2 separate regions of the Homo sapiens genome follow, and region 2 is linked to region 1. The links are chromatin loops, found by intact Hi-C in ENCODE. Cell type or tissue: thyroid gland. All regions are shown on one strand. Each heading gives the region's core, and the rest is flanking DNA. Links, peaks and the distances in the headings are about the cores only.

The links. Hi-C counts contacts between places; a loop is a spot of excess contacts. Peaks named below come from ENCODE experiments on the same cell type or tissue, not always from the same donor. Only the 100,000 strongest peaks of a DNase experiment are listed, where the experiment ranks them.
Region 2: it touches region 1 in a loop (1.9-fold over the local background); 7 of 110 quality-filtered maps call a loop at or near these places.

The regions. Positions count from the first base shown.
Region 1 is chr11:19,770,913-19,782,448 of GRCh38, forward strand. The region is part of intron 1 of NAV2 (neuron navigator 2); the gene reads left to right. Among named protein-coding and RNA genes, the nearest start is that of MIR4694, 17 kb to the left of the region's middle. RefSeq lists enhancers at 1,245-1,752, 1,753-2,261 and a silencer at 6,321-6,470. In thyroid gland, for the core only: no CTCF peak of the experiment used is centred there; DNase peaks (open chromatin) are centred at 5,610 and 6,278; H3K4me3 peaks cover 1,410 bases.
Region 2 is chr11:19,879,694-19,891,229 of GRCh38, forward strand. It overlaps NAV2 (neuron navigator 2), which reads left to right. Exons shown (of 38, transcript NM_145117.5): 5 at 176-434. Among named protein-coding and RNA genes, the nearest start is that of NAV2-AS3, 96 kb to the right of the region's middle. In thyroid gland, for the core only: no CTCF peak of the experiment used is centred there; no DNase peak of the experiment used is centred there.

The DNA.
Region 1 (11,536 bases), core at 1,975-9,974:
TTCTTCGTGAGGTCTCACTCAAGATGCCTGTATGCCTAGTATTTTTGGCTTCCCGTTTCAGTGCAGTTTATATTCATTACATTTTTGATGGTACAGTGGAAAGGGGTCTATCTAGGGGACTCAGATTCTTCTGGAAAATTAGGGAGTAGGATGGGATGATCTTTAAATTCCCTATAGCCCTGACACTGAATCTGTCAATTCTATTTAATTATACCAATGATAAGCCCAGTACTATTCTGAGTACACAAAGATGAATAAGATAGAGTATCTGTTCCTAAGCAACTTATAATCCAGTTGTAATAATATTAATGTCATTGCTTACATCCATAACAACAAATGAAATGCACCTCTCTCCTACTATAAGAGGAGTTGTACTGTTTTAAAGGCCGTAGAGGAGATAGAAACAAAGTACTAAGAGCATTTACATACTTCTGATGAGTGGAAAGGATCCGAGAATTCACCAGCAGTTAGTTTTGCTCTGAGTCTTGAAAGATCAACGTGATATCAATTGGTAGAGAATGGAAGGAAAAACCTTCCATGCTGAGGGAACAGCCTGAGCAAAGGCATGGAGGTGTGACCATACATGACCTACTCCAGAGGAGTAGGCAGCCCACAGGGACATTGGGAGGGGTGATAGGAGACACTACTCTACCCAGAAATTCTTGACCCTCATCTGACCCCCCCCATTAGAAGGAAGAAAGTATCTGAGTTGTCGGGGGAGCCAGGAAGTGACAAATTAAACCCTGTCAAGGGAACATACTAAATGCAGTGGCATTTAGTATGCGCAATGGGGAGATCCCTTTACATAATTCTTTATCTCAAGAAAAAAGAAAAGGGAAGAGAGGAAGGAGAGAAATCCTTTGCTAGCCCAACCCAGCCCTTTCTGGGGGCGTATTCATTCATTCATTCATTCGTAGGCTTGTCAGTGTGACATTGTGTTTGCCCTCCTGAAAGCCATACATCTTACTTTCAAAACCTCCAACAGCCTTCAACCCCCTGCAGACCCCAGTGTTCCAAGGCTGACCTTTTGGTAGGAGGCTTACTCCCCTCCAAGGCTGGTGGAGGGGAGACGGCACCTCTTGTGCTCAGGCCTTCCTTGTCGCTGGCTTGTGGACAGGAGTCCTTTCTTCTCTAGGAAGGATTAGTGCTTTTCTTAAATTCGACTCTGAAGTTCTGAAAAGCCTACCAACTGTGTACTTCCACAAGCTTTTTATTTTAATTTTTATACATCTTCTTCCTTTCTTTCCAAGGTCTCTGGGTACCCCCAGAGAAGGAAAGAGACTAAGTCTTTAAGCTACTTGCAAAAATGTCTGCACACAGTTTGCCTTCATGATCCTAGAGATGGCATTTCTGGGGTTTCATTTCCTGCATGTAATATGACAGTAATGCAGACAACTGCAGAAATAGGGGACCAGGCAGGGAGGCCTGAGTTTTACTCCTGTTTGGTGGCTTTCAAGTCAGATGAAGAGGATCAATCACTCTCCATCTCTGAGCCTTTCTCTGCAAAATAGCAAAAAGGATCCTTTTCAGTATTGCTGTGATGAGGTATTTTCAGTATTGCTGTGAAAGGTGTCCAGTACCATGCTCAATAAATAGCCACTACTATGGCTAGGGTTTTCATGCGGCAGGCAATGTGAAGCTCTTCTGTGGTATTTTTATATTCAAGCCCAGCTATTTGGAGGCAAAATGGGCTCCCTCTGACAAGCTATCTAGCTCATTCCCTCCTCCCCATGGGGTGCCACAGTGCTTCTGATCCTTCTTTTGTCATTTTAAGACCATGTAAAAGCTGACATCCCCCCATCAGCCTTGCCTCATGTGTGGGTGGAGAGGCGTCAGCCCACATCATGCATGGGAGCAGTCTAGAGAGCCTACTTTGTCTGAAGTTCCCCTGGCCGGCCCCCACCGTGTCTGAGCTTTTTCCCATTAGTCATTGCTTTGGCTGAAAGAGTGGAAGACCCCTGTTAAACTGAAATATGTTATCTGGGAAATACATTAAGCCATTAACAGCTGGACACAAATTAGTTTATCAGACAGAGGCTGGGCTTGCAGAATTTAGGAGTGAGAAGGAACTTTATAGATCATCAGTTTCTTAGTGAAGAAAAGAAGGTCCACTGATGAGTAGCTCTTGCTCAAGGAAACACCAGTGGCACCTTTTGGGATGCCAGGCCTCAACCCTGCCTCCTGGCCTGAACCCCTCTTCATTCCACCTTGATGAGCAAGATGGACAGTCCAACTTTCATTCAGGAGATATTTATCATGTGGCTGCCATAGCTGGGCAGGTGCTGAAAATTCAGAGAAGCATGGGAGGCAGACATGGGAGTGTTGAGTGATTGAACGATGTGGGACAGGTCTCTTGTATGGTGGGACGGGAAAGGTCTGGAACAGAGGACACCACTCAGTGAAAGGCAGATCCAGACTCTGAGGGGTCAGCCCCACCAGGGGCTCCACAGTACCAGAACACTGGGACCCTACCTCGTGGCTACCATGAGAGTTCAAGAATGGTCATGCTCAGGGAGATAGGCTAAGCTGGCAGTCAGGGCCAGGGGATGGGTCAGAAAGCCATGAGCTGAAAAAAGAGGACAACAGCTGGAAGGCACCAGACCACACTTCAGGGCAGACCTTCATAAGCATTGTTCCATGTGGTCAACACAGACTGATCTCTTTCCGCTACTTCACATCAAAGGTCTTGGTGGAAGATTATGGAAATAGGAGGAAGGAGAAAGGTGGTAGGAGGGGTTTGGTGGATGAGGAGGTTGTGAGAAGCCACTTCTGTCTCTGCAAATCTACAGGGTCCTGACACCTGTGAACTCACAGCCATTACCCTTTGGAACCATCTGTACCATCATGCTGGTGATATCAGGCATCTCTTCCACTCACCTCTTCTTGCTTGGGTCCTCATACCCATCCCCTGCATGATTTCAACAGACATCTAATTGGTCTCCCTTCCTCCAGTCTCTACCTTTTTAAAGCTATCTTCTTGCTGTTACTAGGTCTTCTTAAAATGGGAGCTTGGACAAATCATTCCCCTATTTATAAGAATTAAGAATAGAGTGTCCTTTACAGCAATCTTGCTTGTCCCAGCCTACCAAATAACCCCATGTGATGTGAACACACAGAACCTGCCATGAACTTTCACCCCTCTACACCCTTGCACATGCTATTCCACCTTCCTGAGATGCTTCTCTCCTCTTGTCAAACCTGCCAGAAGCAGGTCAGCATCACCTCTGTGAAGTCCTTCCATGCTCCCCAGCCTTGTGCATTGTTCTTTTCTTTTTGCAGAGTTTGTGGAGGTCTTACTCTGTTGCCCAGGCTGGAGTACAGTGGAACCATCATAGCTCATTGCAGCCTTGAACTCCTGGGCACAAATGATCCTCCCACCTTAGCCTTCCAAGTAGCTGGGACTAAGGCATGCACAATCACACCTGGCTAATTTTTAAAATTTTATGTAGAGACAAGGTCTCACTATGTTGTTCAGTCTGGTCTTGAAATCCTAGACTCAAGCAATCCTCACACCTTGGCCTCCCAAAGTGCTAGGATTACAGGTGTGAGCTACCGCGCTCAGCCAGCTTTTTTCTTTATGACCCAGCTGTACACTATACAGGCCTCTTTTGTAGCACCTGTTGCATTACATTGCAACTGTTGGTGTATTTGTCCATTTTCTTACTAGACTGTGTGTGTGCATGGTAGGGACACACACATACACACAGAGAGAGACACATACCCCAGACAAGGAATCCTCCCTGATTCTCAACACCCTCGGCAAAGCTGGGTAAGTGCATCATGGTAGATGCTCAAGGAGTGTTTGCTAAATGAGCTAGAATACCTATGACCTAAGGTGTGTGAGATCTGAAGGGAAAGGTCACAGGCTTTATTCTCTTTAATTAAAGCTGAGGCAGGTACCTTCTGTATCTCCCTCCACACCTTCCCATCTCTCCTTGTACCATGAGTGGTATTTTTTCACCTTTTTCCAGCAAAGATTGGAAACTAGTTGCTCATTCAATGACTTTCTGCAGATGTATAGATCGTAAATGTTGTGGCTATCCTAGAAAGTATAATGAACCTAATGATGTTTTCCCAGAAAATGTATAAATCCCTGATCTTGCAGTATTTTCACACAATCAGGATTTTGGATTCTTTATCCAGCCACTCAACTCCAAGGAACTTTAGGCTTTAAAAAGCTGTGATAGAGATATCTTGTGTTTTGCTCTCTTAGCCAATAAGATTTGTCAAGCTTTATTTTTGGAAAAATTATTTTAGGATTTGTTTTCCAAATATATAAATATATTTTAATACAGAATATGCTTTTTCAAATGACACATGCTCTCTCATTTCTGATATGTTGTCCTAGCCTGTGCCCCTTCCCTTGAGACAGCAAATATTGCTGCCTCTGTTTCATTCTTCAGAAATGTGTGTAGAGATGTACATAGAAGGGCCTCTTGTAGTCATTCAGTCTAAGTTAGGGCCCGAGGCAGGATGTGGGATCTGCTGCCTGGGTCTGGCTCAGTCCTAGCTGTAGAGGAAGCTGCATGGACGGACACTAGGACAATCATCAACAGCCTTTCATTTGGGAAACATTTACTGAGCTCCCACTATGGGCCACACATTGTTCTGGGTACTGGGGAACAGTAGGGAAACAAAACAGACAAGGTTGTTGGAATTTGTAGTCTAGTGGGACAAGGCAGAAAAGAAACAAGAATACAGGTTAGCTAAGTTAACTCAGTAGGCAAAACAATGACGATGAGACAACAGTAATGGAGTGGAAGAGAGTGTGGGAACGAGAAGTTTCAACATTAGGAGTCAGAAGTCTCCCTGAAGAGGTGCCATTAGACATGAGACCATGGGCAAGTCTAGGGGGAAACAGTGCTCCGGGGAGTGGGACTATCACGTGCAAAGGTCCTGAGGTAGGAATGATTTGGATGTGTTTGAGAAAAAGAAAGCAGACCACTGTTGCTGCAACACAGCTGGCCAGAGGGTGGGAGACCAGGTTGCAGGTCATAGAAGAGAGCTGGGATTTTTAAACTCTGAAAGGAAATCAAGTCCTGAAAGGTTTAGGTAGGGTGACAAGTTGATCTAATTGCCATGTTTTAAAGATTAGAATGAAAAAGATTAGGACCAATTTTATCACCTTTCCTCATTATGAACAGTTTTGACTACGGAAATGAATATATAATAAAGCAATCCATGATTTCTCATTATAACTCTCTGCCAGTGGGGGAGAGCCAGGATTTCCATCCTAGGATGTCATGGCTGCCCAAATCAGAAACAAGTTCCGAGGTCTGGGTGGCTAGTGCCATCTTTCCTTGGGGAGCTGAAGGATTCTTGAGCCTTTTCAGGATACCGAAAGTTGCTGGGGACCCCTGGAGGGTCACTGCCAGATGAGAGGATGCTGGACCTAGGACAAGGGTTGGGCAGGAAGGTGGGGAGGTCCCCAGTCCTCAAAGGAAGGCACCCGGGGCCTGTGGCAGGTGGAGCAGGCAGACGAGGAAATAAAGGCCACAGGCTGCCTCCTCTGTCGCTGCCTGACCTCTCCTCCTCTCCAGAGGGCCTTGAATGGCCTTTCTCCAGCAGCGGCCAGGCAAGGTGTGTTTGGAAATACCCAAACTCTGTCCTTCACGTGGCAGGAAATAAATATTGCTGGGAACGCAGCGTGTGGGCTGGGGCAGGGGTGTGTGTGTGTGTGTGTGTGTGTGTGTGTGGTTAGAGTTGTGGGGGTCAGAAAATGTGTGTGTGTGTGTGTGTGTGTGTGTGTGTGTGTGTGTGTGTGGTTAGAGTTGTGGGGGTCAGAAATGCATCCATCCTGCAGCCATAGTTCCAACTGCTCCAGGGGGAGGCGGCTCTGTCAACTTGCGTGAGTTCTGTGCAGAAAGAAAATGCGGATGGAGATGAGTGCGCATAGTGAGGCGCCGGCTGGTGTCTGAGCTAAGAACCCATGGGGACCCGGGAGCCATGAACTGCGCTCCACAGCCCCTTCCCCCGGCCTCACCCCTACCCATCTTCTGCCCAAGGCTCTCCCTACTACCCACGCCCTCCCCGAAATAGTTAAGTATCCTCCCACCAACTCCGACCATCTTTCCCCCTTCGCGCCCACCGGCGGCAGTGGCGAAGGGCCCACTGAAGCGCCGGGTGCCACGCGGGGCGGCCCGCGGGCCAGCTAGGGGGCGGGGAACTCACCAGCCGCCGACCCCCCCCCCCACCCCGCCCTCGGCCGCCGCGGCCCCAGCGGCCTCCGCGCTGCGAGGAGCGGGCGCTTGGACACAGGGCGAGTTGTTTGATTTGGCGGAGGCGGGGAGGCCGGCGGGGAGCGAGCGAGGGAGGCACGAGAGCTGGGCAGCGCGGGCGCCGGTCTCCAGGGTAGGGTCCCCGCGCGCAGCAGCGGCCCCGGGGCGGGGGCGAGGCGACCGCGGGCGCCGGGGATGCCTGGAGGGGCCGCGGCCGAGAGGAGACCCGGGACTGGACGGCCAGACCTGCCGGGCGCGCGGGCAGGTGCTTCGGCTTTTTTTTTTTTTCCCCTCCTCCTTTTTCCTCTGCCCCTTCCTTCCTCGCCCTGAAGTAAGATGAGCGTGATGCTGTGGCGCTGGGAACAGAATAACACCACCATGAAGCTGGTAAGGGTGGATTGCAGACCGCACCCCCTGGGCGCTGCTCTACTTTTTAACCCCCCACCCCGCCCCCCATCCCCTTTAGGAACTGGCCCGGGTGGTGGAAAGCCCCTGAAATGCATTCCGCACTTGGTATTTCCCTTATTGTTTTGAAGCTAGATCTCAGGGGAGGTGTGTGTGTTTAAACCAGGAAAGTCGATGTGTGTATGTCTCTGGTTGTGAGTCATTGAAGGGGGGTGGGACTGGGCTGCATTATCTCTCCGTCCCTTCCACCTACGAATTCCTGGAGCTCTCTTGGATTGCACACGCTGGGATTGTCTCCTACGAGCATGTCTGCGCCCTCACAGCCTGTCCCGGGACAGCGTGGTCCGCGTCCCCCGAGCCCCCATTGTGTCTTGATACTTTGGGGTGCACATGGCTATTGATCTCTACTGCGGTTTGGCTTGTCTGTGGGGAATACATGAGCCCCGAGTGAGTGAGTATGCACCGGGTCCTCCTCCCGCCTCTCACAATGGCTTAGTTCTCTTTCAAGCTTGCAAAGAACCATCCAGGGTGCAGGTACTTTTTCCCTCCTCCGTTTTCAAAAATAACCGCCTATCAGTCCCGGGAGAGCTGAGGATAGCAGGATTTTCCTTGCTGCCCAAAGAAGCCTGAGTTGTTTCTCCATCCCAAAGAGGAAATGTGATCGGAAATCTCTGGGTTTTGCTTTTGTGAATTGTTTTTTTATCGGATAGTTTCAACTGGCGGGGACCATAATTCCCCCATTAAAGTCAGCCAGTGCTGTGGCCAAGTCGGTTAACCCCCTTGGATGTTAGTTTCCTTCTCGGTAAAATGGAGCAAGTTCCCACCTTGTAGAACTAGTGCCAGGATAAGAAATCATATTTGTGGATTGCCTGGCATATAAAAAGGATTCAGTAAGAAATAGGTATGATTAATAAACTGGAATGCATACTTACTGGTGTGAGGTCTTTAAAGATGCTACCAAAAACAAAAACAAAAACAAAAACAAAACACAAAAAAAACAAAAAGAAAGAAAGAAAAGAAAGTCACAGCAGCTGCATTGGATACCAAGATGCTAAATCAACCAAAGCTGGGTCTTCATATAATGAACTTATTTGTTGGAAAAATGGCACCTTGCTTTTCATACTTCTTGTGTTATGTTTGGCCTGCCTAACTTTAAGCTACTATTTTACAACTTCATTTAATGTGCTGTAACATTAGCAGACGTTATGCACCTTTGCTATACTATGTCATGATTCCAGCTCCCTAATCCTTTCCTGGAATCTTTCTCCAACCAGACTGGTGTGGAAGAGGCCAGAGTTTCACATAATTTCTCTCCAAGCTGTACCTGAGATGCCACTCTAACAGGCAGCATAGGAAAGCTGGGTCCCGATCTGAACTGCATAGGGTCAGGTTGCCAAACCTAAATGCTTTTTTAAAAAGAAGAAAAAGAATGATTTGCCAGGCAGGGAAAACGTGGAGCCTCCCAGGGGATGGCTTCTGGAGCTTGGTGGCAGGTGGCCATGGTAAGGGCTGGGATGTCTTCTCCACTCCGATATTGCTGCCCGTTTAGTCTATGGAGGGAGCTTTCCTCAACAAGGGTCAGGGGTCAGCCTTTATTGGGTCTGCCTGAATCTTTAGAGCTGTCTCACTTTTCAAATTAACTGTGAGGACCACCCAAGGTAGTTATGGTCCACCAAAATACCCTTTCCCCATGAGGTGGAGGAAGGGCTAGGGGAGCTCAAGCAACTGGGAAGCCCTGAGGGAGTAGCAGTTTCTGTCCCGTGTATCCCACTGCCCCAGAGCCCAGGCAGGAAGAGGCATGACTGGGTCTTGGCGTCCAGATAGCCTCAGATATCCTCAGTGATGAGCCTCAGCTTTTCTGTGAATGCTAGAAACCACTGATACATCATTAGCTGAAGTATCATTAGTTTGCATTTTGTTCATTCACTTATTGATTGATCAATTTACCCTTTATTTGTTGTGTGTTTTGTGCAGAGCACAGCCTTGGTGCCTGTGTTCGTTGTGAAAGATTTTGCTTGCAGATGATTCTTGGTTTGAATTCCAGCCTTGCCACTTACTAATCCCTGAATCAGTTTTCCTCTTTTGTAAAAGGCTGTTTTACAACTCTCTTTCCCCAGGTTGTGAAAAGATGAAATGGCATAATACAGGAACATGATCCAGCATAGAGTTGGAAGCATGTTTGTCTGTTAAATGGGAACTATCATTATTTTCTTCAGTGGTAAATGAGACATAATCTGTCCCCACTCTACGTTGTACTGTTGGGTGAATGGTTGGTTCTTCTAATGGGCCCTGGGAAAACAAACCTTTCTTACCTTTGAATCATTAGTAGCCCTCAGCAGGAAGGAGCTCCCTGGGAACATCTTGGAAGTCAATTGTGTGTGAATAACTGCTCCAGAATGAGGCCTGGGGCCAGAGGTGTGTGCCCGAACTTTTATCACTGATGCACTTCAATAAACATGAAATCAGTTAACCCACAGCTTGAAAATGCATTGTTTTGTTTGAATAGTAGAATTAAAGGTCTTGCTTCATGTTCTATTTTAAGGCTAATTGGATCAAAAATAAGGCCCAGAGTAATTAGAGGCAAAACTTGCATCTTTATATGTTATCTCTGCAGGGGAATGTCAGAAATGCACCTGCCCACCTAGGAGAGAAGGCAGTAGCTGGTAGATCCTACATCTGTCCAAATCCCATCTGACAGGGTCACAGGCCTTTGATGAAAGTGAGAGGAGGTGACTGCCCAGGTCCAAAGCACCCACTGGGAGGGGATAAGCTTGGGGCACAGCCACAGAGCATACTGTGGGTGGTTCTGACATTCTTACCACCTTCCCTCCACACCCTAGTTCCCTTCTTTTAAATTCTTTGGACTTAGGCAGAGCAAGGAGAAACAATGAGGCCACTTATGGAGCAGCTGGTATTATTTGAGGAGTGGTAGAGTCCAAGAATGGCAAAAGGAAAGGCACTGAGAGAGGCCCCCTGGCAGCCTGTGCTAATGCACGGAGTGCAGGTAGTCCAGTCAGAAAGACCTGTAGCCAGAGCTCTGCACAGGAGCCACTGCCTTGTGACATGGGCCAGTTGCTTTACCTCTTCGATCTTTGGTTTTCTCATTGTAAATTGAGACTACAGCACCTCACAGAATTACAGTAAAAATTAGGGAAAAAAATGTATCCGGATTTGAGCTCAGCGTTCTGCAATTAGTTGGTGGTCAGTGAATGGTTGCTCATATGATGACGGACGAGATGAACCAGTAGTGTGTGCATTTCTCCACACACAGAGAAAAGACTCAACAGAAACATTCCCAAAAGTCAATAGTGCCAAGTTCTTGGGGGGAAGTTACCAGGACTGTTTTTTGTTTGTTTGTTTGTTTGTTTGTTTTTGGTCTATACTTTTCCTTATATTCTAGTTTTGTACAAAGCTCATATGTTACATTTATCATCAAGAAAAGATTTTTTAAATTACTGCTAAAATCATATTAATAGCTAACATGTGTTGAACCTTTACTTTGAGCTTTATGTGTATGATTCTATTTCATCTTCTCTACAATCCTCTGAAATAAAAACTATTATTATCTCCATTATTCAGATAAAGAAATTAAGGCTCAGAGAGTTAAATGACTTGCCTAAGATTCCAGAGCTAGTAACTTTAGAAGTGCTGCTTTGTCTGATGGCAAAGGCTGTACCTTGAACTGCTGTATCAGACACCCTGGATGCCTCCTAGAGCGCTGCAGGGCCTGCTGCTGAGGTGGGTCTGCATGAGCGTGCAGTATAGATGCCTGTGCTCACTGCTGCAGTTCTCTCTGTGAGGGGCCTCTCTGTTCACTGCAATCCCCTCTTAGCCCCTTTGATCAGGGACATCCTGGGAGGGAGGTGGAGAGGAGAGTGGGGATGGGTTGGGTCATCACCCTTCAGCGTCTTGGAAAACACTTAAGGGGGCTCTTCCTCAAAATGAAGGAGAAAGTGGCTCTGCATGAAGAATAATTGAGAATAATGATGATGAGGGAAATGTGCCCCTGACCTTTGACCTTTCCCCAGAGAGGCATTGGTCAAAGACCCCCTGGGCCTGTCCACAGCCAGGCTAACAAGCAGATTAAAAGAGGTCAGTGGGTTAAAGGGCTCTGTCTGCTTCCCTGTAGTTATATTGCTCCCTCCCAAAGGCCAGGATGCTGTGGGCCCTGCAGAACTCCTGAGCTCCCAGGTGCTGTGTTTAAAAGACAAATGCTCCTTTAGCTTTTTTTTTTTTAATCCCTAACTTTATGGAGGCTTAATTGCCAAATAAAAATTGTATATATTTAAGGTGTACAGTGTGATGATTTGATCTATGCATACATTATGAAATGATTCCCACTATCAAACTAATTAACACATCCATCAGCTTGCTTCAGCTCTTTACACGTATAGACTGATTCCCATCTTAACAACTTCCGTTTTTTTTCCTGACTAAAGCTCATTAACACTCACATGAAAGTATTACCACCTTCAGCTAGAAAACAACGGTCATTTCCACTCTCAGGGACTTCTAGGACTTTCTCCTGCTTTCCACTAATTGTAACTGGCATAGATTTGACCATCTCCCAGGTACTGAAGTCATGTCCATTTTCTACTAATTCCCCAAAATCTCAAGGGCAAGAAGTTCCATTCTTTCCTTGAGAAAGCAGGTTGGAATATACAGGAATAGTTCCATATGCATTTCCGCTGTGGGTAATGAGCCCTCATAGCCTTGATGTACTTTCCTGAATTGAAACCAAAGCATGTGAGGAAGGTTTTGACTTTGGTTAATTACTAGGAAAATAAAGAAAGGAATATTGGGAGGGAAGGAGAGAAAGCCTCTGAAATTAGTAAGTGACTTCCTCTTAATGACATTTTGAGGTAACACATTTTCCTTCATTTTTGTGTTAATAGAGAAGTAGAGATTTATAA
Region 2 (11,536 bases), core at 1,523-9,522, 110 kb after region 1:
GAATAAGCTAATTTCTTTGTGGTATAGGCCTGATTTTAATTGCCTGTGATACCAATGAAGTGTTCAGGAAGCCTGTCATATCCTAAAGAAATCAAACTCACGTGCCGACTGAAACAGCCCATTGAACAGGAAGAAGAGCTCCCCATCTGACAAGAGTCTCTTTATTGTCTTGCAGAGATCAGGAATGGAAACCTCAAGGCCATTCTAGGCCTCTTCTTCAGCCTCTCCCGATACAAGCAGCAGCAGCAGCAGCCCCAGAAGCAGCACCTCTCCTCACCTCTGCCGCCCGCCGTATCCCAGGTGGCCGGGGCCCCCTCCCAGTGCCAGGCTGGCACCCCTCAGCAGCAGGTGCCAGTCACTCCCCAAGCCCCGTGCCAGCCTCACCAGCCAGCGCCACATCAGCAGTCAAAAGCACAAGCTGAAATGCAGTCCAGGTGGGGGCTCCTTGCCAACTGATGGTTCTGTTTTTCAGGCACCTTCCTCCACCCCAACCAATCTCTAGGCTATCCTGTATGGCTTTTTCATTTGTGCTTCTTCAATGCTGAGAGCTACTGGTGGTTAGTGGGAAATTAGCATGGCCTTGAAATGCATGCAGTGAGGAGCCCTTCTTGTGTCTGGCAGAGATGTATACTTTTATAGGTCAGAATTGCCAGCAGCCAAAGCTAATTACCTGCTCCTGCTATTACTCCGGCCTATTACACACATGCTCGTAGACAATAAACAGCCCCTAAAATAGACTTCAAACACCTTTTGTGTGTCTCCCTACAAGCTGAATGTTCACTGTTATAAATGAGAGTAGTTTTACTTAGTGGAGGTAAAAGTTCTATTCCTGTGGATGCCTCTGCTTTGCCAGAACAGAAATATAGAGGGCACCAAAGAAAGGTGGCAAGGGAAGGAGGCAGCCATCCCTGAGCGGGGCAGTATCGCCTAACGGGAGCAGTTACCATTAAATGTGACTGTGTTGTGTTGAACTGAGATGGGGAGAGTCCCACAATGCAGGAGTAATCTGCAGGGTTGGGGTCTGGATTTTGTTCCCAGGGGGACTGACGTTTGCCAGTCATACTCACCAGGTACAAGCCAATTGCCACTGTAGTTACCCTCTACTGTGCTACAGTGGAAATAACATCACCCTGTAAAACTTTTGTCTTAATGGTAGAAAAAAAAGGAAGACTTTAGGAACTAGAGTTTTTGACTTGAGGTCAAGTTCTACAGAAAAGTTCATACTGTTTTCTTTTAAGCCACAAGACTTCAGCTATAAACCCTAAATGTCACTGATCAGATTGATTGCTTGATTTCATCCAATATGTGCTGAAGAGTAATGGCCTTTTCTTTTCATTCCCCCAAAGCACCAGCATTAATAATCATAAGGCTTCTCACACACCTTGATATACCTTTTATTACCCATTTAGTTGGACAGAGCACAAAGCCGCTCAAACACAGCTGCTGCCTTTTAGACAGTTACAGCCTTCTTTTTTCCCCATGAGAAGTGCTATTTCCCAGTTGTGATGATGTTAAAACCAGCACTGATGGGTGTAATGCAAATCAGGTCCCATAATTAATTATCTATTTATATCCAGTTTGCATTGTGGGAATTTGTGGGGTGGGAGAGATGCCTGGACTAGCAATGAGGAACAGACAGCCTTATCAGCCATTTGCCAAACCCTTTCCCTGGAGAACTGCCTGAGTGGGAGTCACTCCCAGTCAGAGCTTCCCTGATGGACATGGGTTATTTAAATGATCAGGGTGTCATTTCCCAGACTGCATTCTGCTGAGTGCTCATTCCCTGGGATGTTAACTTGGGTCATATTGCAGTTCTGTGGGGGGAAAATATTGGGAGATAATTTGGGTTAAATTGCTATATGGCTCTCATTGTAGGTCTACTGAGATCCTTGAACCTGCCAATATGCATTTGTTTATTTAATTGGTATTAAGCCTCCCACATGCCAGACACTGTTCTAGGCACTTGGGAGTCAAGAATGAATGAGATTGCCGAGGTGCCTGCTCTCCTATGCTCCTAGAGGAGGCAGGCAAACAAGCACATGAACAGGAAAGGGAGCTATCAGATAGTGGTGAGTATTATAATAAGATGATGGGATTCAGAGGGGCTGGGTTGCTAATTTAGGTTTGGTTGATAGAAAGGTCTCTCTCAGGACATGAAGGGTAAGCTTGGTGTGTTGGAAGAGCATAAACAAGGTTATTATAGCTTAGTAGGGGAGGAGAGGGATCAGTGATAAGGTAGTTTGGAAGGAGAGAGGGCTGCTACCATTTATGTGGATGACAGTGTGACCTGTGGTCCCTGGAGTTGCACATTGCTGTGGCACTCAGGCCCCGTCATAGAGTACCAGTTAAACTGGATAGGGTTTGGACTCCATTCTAAGGGTGACAGGAAGCCATGGGAAAGTCTTAAAGTAGTAGAAAGACTGGATCTGATTGGCAGGTCAAAAAATCCACCTTTGCTTCTCTTTGGAGAATGAGATTGTGGAGGAGCAAGAATGGAAGGAAGGACCTCAGTTGAGAGGACTTTGCAATCCTACAGATGAGTTGGGCCAAGGTAATAGAAGCAAAAATGGAGATGGACTAATTCTGAATCCTTAGGGGGTTGAGCCAAGAGGCCTGCAAACAGATTAACTCTCGGGAATAATGGAAAGAGAGGAATCACAGATAAAGCCTAGATTCCTGGTTTGAACAGTTAAGTAAGTGGTGGTATTATTCTTTGAGATGAGGAAGCCCAGGAGAGCAGGTATGCATTATGAATGTTCAGACAGGTGGTGACACAGAAAGGAGCATTCTACAAACTTGGCCACGTCACTCTTCTTATTTTATAGAGCATCTCACTGCATAGGGTTCCAAGGAACATGCATTGAGAAATAGTGGCTTGTGTCACTGAGCTTTGCTAACCTGAGGCATCCATTTCCATGGTAGGCGTTTGTTTTCTTAAAATAACCAGATATTCCAGTCAGAGCACCCATCTCCCAGTAAGCCAAAACATCCTACTACTAACGAGTGCTTTACCTAAAGAAGAGCCAAACTTACTTGAGTCAGGTTTTTACATTCATTTATTCCAGCTACAAAGTGTCCTGCCATCATGGCCCCCTGACCCTACAGTGGTGACATAGACCGGGCTTTGGAGTTGCTGTATGTCCTCATCCCTTCATCTTGCCCAGGTTGGGTTACTTCTGCAGAAGACTGGTTTTATTCACTATATCCTGATACTTTCTAATTGTATTTCCAAAGGATAATCTTGTTCTCAAGGTCTAGGGATATGCTATCCCATGCTAACACTCTGGCTATAAATTTAAGAATGATAAAATTACATCAGTGGCTCGGTCTCCAAATTCTATCTTTGATAACCAAAATTCCAAGGGCAGTGGTTTGGACGCTTGATTATTAATGTCAAATGTTGATGCAAACCCCCCACATGCCAGGTTTGTTTTGTTTTTCTGTTAGAACTCTGCCTAAAAACTATTTTGAAGCTATCTAGGTTCAGCACCCCTGGGGGGTAGCAAATACTAAAGCTTGGACAACATTCCATGAAGTTTGCTGGTAAAGGAGCTATGGAAGTTGGCAAAGAAAATCTGAGATTTTTTTTTGCTCCACTGGCATGAAGGAATCAGAGCAAATCTTCCATGACAGCTTCATAGAGGCTCACTTTGCTTCTTCCCCTTAGCTCATCTCATAACTGACATGGTGGCCAAGAACTTAATCCACATTTCACCCTGTGAAATTCCCCACTGGTCTAGAGTCCAGGAGAGGAGCATAGTCTCCAGGACTTGCTTTTTTTCCTCCATCTGTGTCTACACAGATAATCAGTATTCAGTTGTTAAAGAATAATCCAGAAAATGACTTTATATTTTTCTCTATTCTCCTCTGTCTCTTCACTGCCTAAGACTAGTAAAACCAATAAATTATTTCTTACCTCAGATCCTTTCATGAACATGGTACAGGATGTATGGATGCAAGAAAGATAAATATTTCTATCTTTCAGAAAGCAGTAAATAAGTTTAACTTTTTCTTTTATTAAGCCTAACTAAAATTCTTTATATGTACCAATTTATAGTACAAGAAAAACAGAATTTAGTGAGTTTAACAAGCATTAAATGGTCATTTCTATAGCATTAAAAGCAAAAATCCCCAAGGCCAGCAACATCTGGGTATAGGTTTGCAAACATCTTGTTTTGGGTCACCTTTATGGGATACTGAGGACATTCATCTGAAAAGCACCCCAGTAGAACAAGCATGTGAAATAGAAACATCTCAATACTTTAGAAAGGCATAAAGTTTGTTTACTTGTGAGGGACCCCATATTTTGAGAATAAGGCCTTAAGGCAAGAAAGACATTTGATGTTTAAAGAAACACACACATGAATACATACACACAAGCATTCTTAGATAATCTTAAAAGCAGTTTCTTCACATTGGAAATCTATCAAATCAGTAAACTGAGACCTAGAAAGAAAGCTGTGTGTCATAGAAAACAGTGGGCAGGGGGGGAAAGAAACAGCAACATCCCCATTGTCAGAAGACTCTTAGGATTTGTGTGTCTAATGTATCTTCTCTCTCCTCATTCAGCTCTTCCACTTTTTTCTTTCCTATCATGCAGTGCATCATCCAAGGACTCATCTCAAAGCAAAATCATCCGCTTCACTCTGGGTCAGAAAAAGATCTCTAGGTTAGACTTTCTCTGTGTCCTGCAAAGCATGGTTTAATCCCAACCCACTGTTCCATTGTTCCCTCTGTTCTGGCTGAGTTTGCCTTTGGTCCTCTCCTCGTTTCATGTTTGCAGTTCGAGAAAACTAAATGTGCTTTGGCTAATGGTCCCATGGTGCAGAGCTTTGAAAGTGGCCATGGGATTGTTGCAAGTGTGTGTGGGGGAAGTGACAGAGTGCAAGTGAGATTGAGGTGTACATGACGTTTCGCATTTTCTTGACTTTTGGCTTTGACTGCTTTGTCATCAGACTCCATTCTGATTTAGGTAAAGGTGAGTTTCTACATAGTTTTTATAGTGGTTTTATGATGAGTTTGCTTCCTGCTTCGTCCTGGCCCTAATCCCACCTCACCTGCATCTCATTTATGTGTCTTGTGCTTTGTGTTGTTGTTGTTGTTGTTGTTGTTAAAATTACTAATGTGGGTTTGGTTTTCCCTTGAGTTATAAAGACTTGAGCATGAATCCATATTGGGCAGAGGAGACAAAACAGCAAGGCAGCTATGTCTCGTCTTTGTTTCTGGATGCTCTTAGGTGCCATGGAGACCGCCTCAGTTCCCTGAAAATAAAAAACAGGCTTGCTCACAAGCTAGTTCTCTTAATTCAGACTTCAACCTGTCTGCTGCCTCCTATGAGGACCCATCCTATGGTATGGGAAAAGCCAGTTATATCACGTTGCATCATTGCTTCTACTGTTATTTTCAAGGTATCAACAGCTAACATTTATTGAACGCACCAGTTCAAATGTGTCATCTTATATCATCCTCATGCCAGGCTTCATGAGGTAGGTCATATTATTGTCTCCATTTCACAGATGAGGAAACTAAAATTTAGGAAGTTACATCATTGTGCCCAAGGCCACACACATAAAAAATGGACGAACCAGGATTTGAACACAGGTGGTCTAACTCAGAACCTTCACTATAACCACAGTGCTACACTCTCTTCCCTCTCCTTCAATTCTGGTATCTCTGTGGTTGTTGAGGCTGCTTTTTAAAATCTTACGTTTCAACCACTACTCTTGGCTTTTTCTCTCACACTGCCCTTGTGGCATCCTAACAGAAATTGCTGCTGGGGTAGAATCTCCTTATTATGACTGGTATTTATTTTTCATTGAATTCTTATTGAATTCTTATTCTTATATTTCATTGAATTCCATATTCTTATTGAGTATTGAGTCACCCTATTCTTGGTTCACAGTATGAATTTACTCTTGTTTAAATTAATGAAGTATTAAACAAATTTGCAAGTGCATCATTTTAGTATACATATCTATAGGGTTAGGAGGATATTTTATTTGCTTTTTGGCTTTGTATAATTCTTACCTAAATGATTGCAGAGATATCCAAGTGAAGTGTACTTCTACAATTTCAATACATATTCTTATTGAGTATGGAAAGGGAAATCCATACTCATGTCTGTCTTCATTTATCACAAATACATACAAAATAACTGCTCACTTGCTACCCCAGTGTGTTAGCCTCTAGGTGCCTTTCCTAGCCAGAGTTTACTTTTCTTTTTTTAGACAGGGTCTTGCTCACTCTGTTACCCAGGCTGGAGTGCAGATGCACTTTGAAAATGTTCATCTCAGACTCTTGTGTATTGATTTTTGTCCAGTTCTGATACTTTAACCTAGACTCATGGCGCTATCATGGCGCTATCATGGCTCCCTGAGGCCTTGATTTCCTGGGCTCAAGCAATCCTCCCACATAGCTAGGACTACAGGCACATGCCTCCATACCCAGCTAATTTTTTTTTTTTTTTTAAAGGTGGGGTCTCTCAATGTTACCTAGGCTGGTCTCCAACTCCTGGGCTCAAGCAATCCTCCCGCCTTGGCCTCCCAGGGCGCTGGGATTACAGGTGTGAGCCACTGAGCTGCCGAACCTAGAGTTTGGTTTTCTGAAGTGCTTACACTTGGGGAGACCCAGGTCAGGCTCTGCCTGGCTGGCGAGGGGAGAAACCGTATGGCAGTGTGCTTCTCCATAGAGCAAGTCCACACGTTACCCAGACTCGGTGGAGGAGGACAATAGGGAACCCAAGTTTGTCACCGCTTCTGGTAGCCATGCAGAAAGTGGCTGCTTTCCCTAACAACACCAGGCCCAAGTCAGAGTGGAAACCCACTGCTCTGGCAAACTGGTCCCTTCTCAGTTAGGTTGAATGTCACACAAATGCACATACATAGGAAAGGAAAGGGGAGGGATGAGCTGGGAGGAAACCTGAAATTTAGTGCCTGTTCCCACGATGTGCTCAGTCCTGCAAGATAAAGAAAACAGGACCTAGCTGGGGAAATATCTAATTGGAAGCACATGCCCATCCCGTGAATGATTTGTTATCAGTCCCAGATGATGGAAGAAGGCAGGGGGAAGAGAGGAAGCACTGGAAGATGAGGGCGTGTCAACCCTGTCCTGAGGCTGGGCTGGGCACAGTGCTTCTGGGTTTACCCTAAGCCAAGATCTGGCTTTCCCTTAGTGTCATATCCCCTACTTAGAGTTTCTTTGAGATACGCTTTTGTCTCTGCTGAGGCCAATGAAGGGATGCTTCTTTGTTTCAAATGAAGCCTTTGAAGGCTCTTCCTTGCCTTCTCTACACCCCCCTTTCCCCACCCCCAGCCTTGAGCAGGATCCTGTGAAGAATTTTAGCTGATCAAGCACCACTAAGCACAGCAGTAAAGTTTGGTTGCCAAAAGAAGCAGTCCTACCCCTTCTGGCAGAGTAGGCCACCTCCCCTGGAGCTCTGGAAATAGGTCTCCTGTTGGAGACCAAGCATTGGTGGAACACCTGCCAGAACCCAACACTTTGATGGGCACCAGGGGTATTGAGAAGAATGGGAAGCCTCACCCTTGAATCTGGATGTGGGGAGGGGCGTATGGAGGGAATTGATATAAGGGTGAAAGCTCTCCATGGACTTCTGCCTTTGACCACTCTTATTGCCTCCCGGCCTCCCTGGTGAGCCCAGGGAGGCTTATTTTACCTGCAGGAAGCAGAGAAGCATAGTGGATATGAGGTGCAGTTAAACCTAAGCGAAGGCCCATCCTTACCACTTACTGATGGTGTTACCTGGGCAAATGATTTGATCTCTATGAGCCTGGGTTTCCTTATTGGTCAAATGGGGTAGTCTTGCCTTGCTCACAGCATTGTGAGGCTTAAAAAAGTCATTTAATGAATAATTATAAATATAAATTAATAAAGTCTTTCCTTAGTCCTGACATATAATCAGTTCAGATATGGCAGTGTTGGTATTTTGGGTTCATCTGGGTCAGGTAAGGCAACCAGGCTGCCTCTAGAAAGTCCCACAGAATTGATCTGTATGCAACTATCTTGTGGAAAAGAGGCAGTGGGGTTAGTAGTTTGGTCCTCTCTGCCCAGCTGCTGGGCTGAAAAGCAGATGCCATGGAAATGAGAGATTTAGTATGTAATCATCTCGCCTGGCAAAAAGCATCTCTGATTATGACCGCCCCCCGCCAAACCCCAGCATGTGCACACAAGCTGCCATGCTTCCTGGGAGGGGGCATCCTCTGCTCCCAGCCTCTGAAGTGGTTTTGGGGGAAAGAACTGTTTTTTTTTTTTGCCATCAGCACGTACATCGCGTGGAACAGAGGAGCCGGGATGCACTCGTAGGTTATGTGCTGGGAATGACAGTTTTACTGCTCTGCTTAATTGGCTCTGCACACGTTGGAGAAATTGACCATGGCTCTAACAGCAGCAGGATTGTTCCCCCACCGCTTACACCACTTCCCTTAAGCTTAATATTTTAAAAACTCAACATGTATATGTTTCAAAGGACCCGTCTGTGTTCTCTGTTATTTGTAATTGTGTTTGGACATACAGTGATTATGAGAGGTCAAGTTCCTCTTGGGAAGGAGCTATTGGGACTTTCTGGTGCTGTAAGGGATGCAGGGTTGACCTGCCACGCTCCCCTCTCACCACGCTGCCTCAGTGAGGCAGGCCCAGTAGGCAGCATCCGTTGTGATACCTGCAGCTGTTCCACAGGAGCCAAGACCTAGCTCTTCAGCAAACAGGGATTCTAATGCTCCAGATGGCAGATGCTTCCAGACTGGAGGTTGATAGACATTCCCATGATACACAAGGATGTTACCAATAATGAATCTCAAAATGTTAGCCAGAGGCCTCGGCTCTGTACCACTGGTAAACTGGAAGATATTCTGCTTTTCACCTCTACCTGTGCTCTCAGCCTCCTTAATTAACACCACATCCCTGGAGGGCAGGACCAAGTCCAAGCTCCATAGTGTAGCATACAAAGTCTTCCCTTCCCTGCCCTGCTTTCTTCTCTAGCCTCGTTTCCTCCCACTCTGTCCCCCGAGTCCCAGCACACACCAGCTCTTTCTTTCCCCTGTACTTTCTACAGGCTTTGCTTCAGAGTGGCATGCTCTGCCCCCTGCTTTCCCATCCCCTACTCACATTCCCATTCAGCGTGCCAGACTTGCTCTGGGGTCTTTTACACACTACCTTTCCTGATCATCTCACCAACCTCCGAGATCTTCATTTCCTTCTCTGAATACCTTCTGAACTTCACGTATTTTACCAATACATCTGTAATCTAGATGTCAGCTGGGGTCGACAAGCCCCTTGAGATCCGGGTAAGATTGAGCATTCTAGCTCTGCCTCTTTCAGTTTGTAGAAAGTCCAGTGGCCTCCCAGGTTTGCTTGGGTGTCTCAGGTTCTTGTGGTCACCTTTGGCTTTGAAATCCTGCACTTGAACCCCAGTACTTAAAAGTTCAGTCTGAATTAGTTCAGTTTGTGGATGGACTCATCATCCCAAGAGATGTTTTGGTTCCCTCCTGGGTGAGTCCGGGCTTAGCTTTTTTTCTTTCTTCCCACTTACCACACAGTCATTATGGCCTTTGTTTGTGAACCAAATTTTGCTGAAAATGTCAGACGGAGGAGGCTTACTTTGGAGCAAGCAACGATCTGAGCCCATTTACAACAGAACCTAAGTGTTAAACTACAGAGTCAACATAGATTCTCTCTGAATGGTGGGAAAAAGTACATGATCTCCATCCAGTTTTCTGATTTGATCAAGTTCAGGGAGCTGTCCTGACTAGAGTGTAGAGGCGATAGTGGTCAAGGGTGGACAGGAGCTGGCTTGAGCTTTTTGGTGGCTTTTGACGGCTATATGCAAACCATTCGCCCTTTGCCATGTCCACTATCCTCACAGTCCTCAAGAACTCCTTCTCCATGTCCCAAAAGGCTTGGCACAATGCTGCAGCCATTTGAACGATGTGCTGCTCCCATCAAAAGAGTAGCTAGCCACTGACTCAGTGAAAAGAATCTGACCATGACAACCCAAGGAAAACCCAGAACTATCTTAGTTAATCCCAAACCACGGATGTTTCATTCCAGAGAGTGGAGCCCACAGATACCCCAAGTATAAGATCTCAGTCAGCCACAGATACTTGGATTGAGTAGTTTCTCTTCTGGAATGTTCCTAGGGAGATGATGAGCCCTGCTCGCCGAAGCCTATCTTGCCTCTTTGAAAATGTTCATCTCAGACTTTTGTGTATTGATTTTTGTCCAGTTCTCTCTGATACTTTAACCTAGACTCATCTATTTTCTTGATTTATCCAAGTATTTCTTGTGCCATAGCATGTTTCTTTTATGCCAGTGTCCAATCCCTTCATGAACCCGTGTTCACTGGAGAAGACGAGAAAGGAAACTAACATACGGTGGCTGGACATTAAGCCATTTCAGATTTACAGCTATACCCAATGGTATAACTGTTAACTATTGGGTATAACTGTAAATCATTATTCATCATTATTCCAAAGTTACAGGTAAGGAATTTGAATCTCAGAGAAGTTATGAGACTGCTCCAATGTCTTGTGTATGGAAAAACCTGTATTCTATCCATTACACCATGCTGCCTCACAGAGGACCAGACTGCCTACCTGATTTAAGGTTGTGTCTTTCCCATCCTATGCTTTGATTGCTTGCCTCTATAAAGTCCTTATCCTGTCCTAAAAATCTGCTGTGGTTCAGCCTAGGGTCAGCACAGCAGGGGCTCTCCAGCAACTCTGAAAGAATGCATCTTTTCCCTCTTCATTGCTTTTTGCTTCCCTTCTCTTTGCAAATTCCACACTGTGGTAGAATACTGTGACCTGCGTTCCCCTACACCACTTAATACCATTGCTCTGACATCATCTTGGAACAAGTCCATAATCCTTTTCTAGGCCTATCTGTGGGCATAATGATTCCCAAAGACTCTGTCTGGTTTAAAAAGTCCAGCCCAAGGGAGGCCCAGATCTTCACCTGCAGAAGCTCTTCCATTGGATGTGAGTAATCAGATAACACTGACTTGAAGGACTTGCAGAACATTGTTTGCATTGGAAGCAGAACCAAGAGGTACTAAGATCCCACTGCTGGACCTCCTTGGCCAGATGTGCTAGCCACATCTGGTCCCCAAACACAGGCACTGGCACTGCTAGTATTTTGTACTCCGTTCTGTGCCTGTCTTTGTGGAGTGAATGTCCTCTCCAAAGGAGATGAGGTAAATTAACCAAGGTACAAATCCTCGCAGCACAGTGGGAAGTAATTCTCACTGCAACTTGTTGGGGGAAGAGCTAACCCCCTTCCTTCTCTCCCAGCTCCCAGTCAGGGAATTGGGCCAGCTTCTTTTTAACTATATAATTTTTACAGTCCCCTCACACCAGCTCATGTTCTCTGTTTACTCTACAACCATCTTTCTTGCCCAGCCAACAAGAAAAGTTTAAAGTGATTGCCTGCTTATATCTAAAATGCTTCCAGACTGTAGACTTCTTTGGTGCTTACAGATTTGCATGGAAAGAGAAGGCTGAAAGTTTTATGACTTGAAAATTCA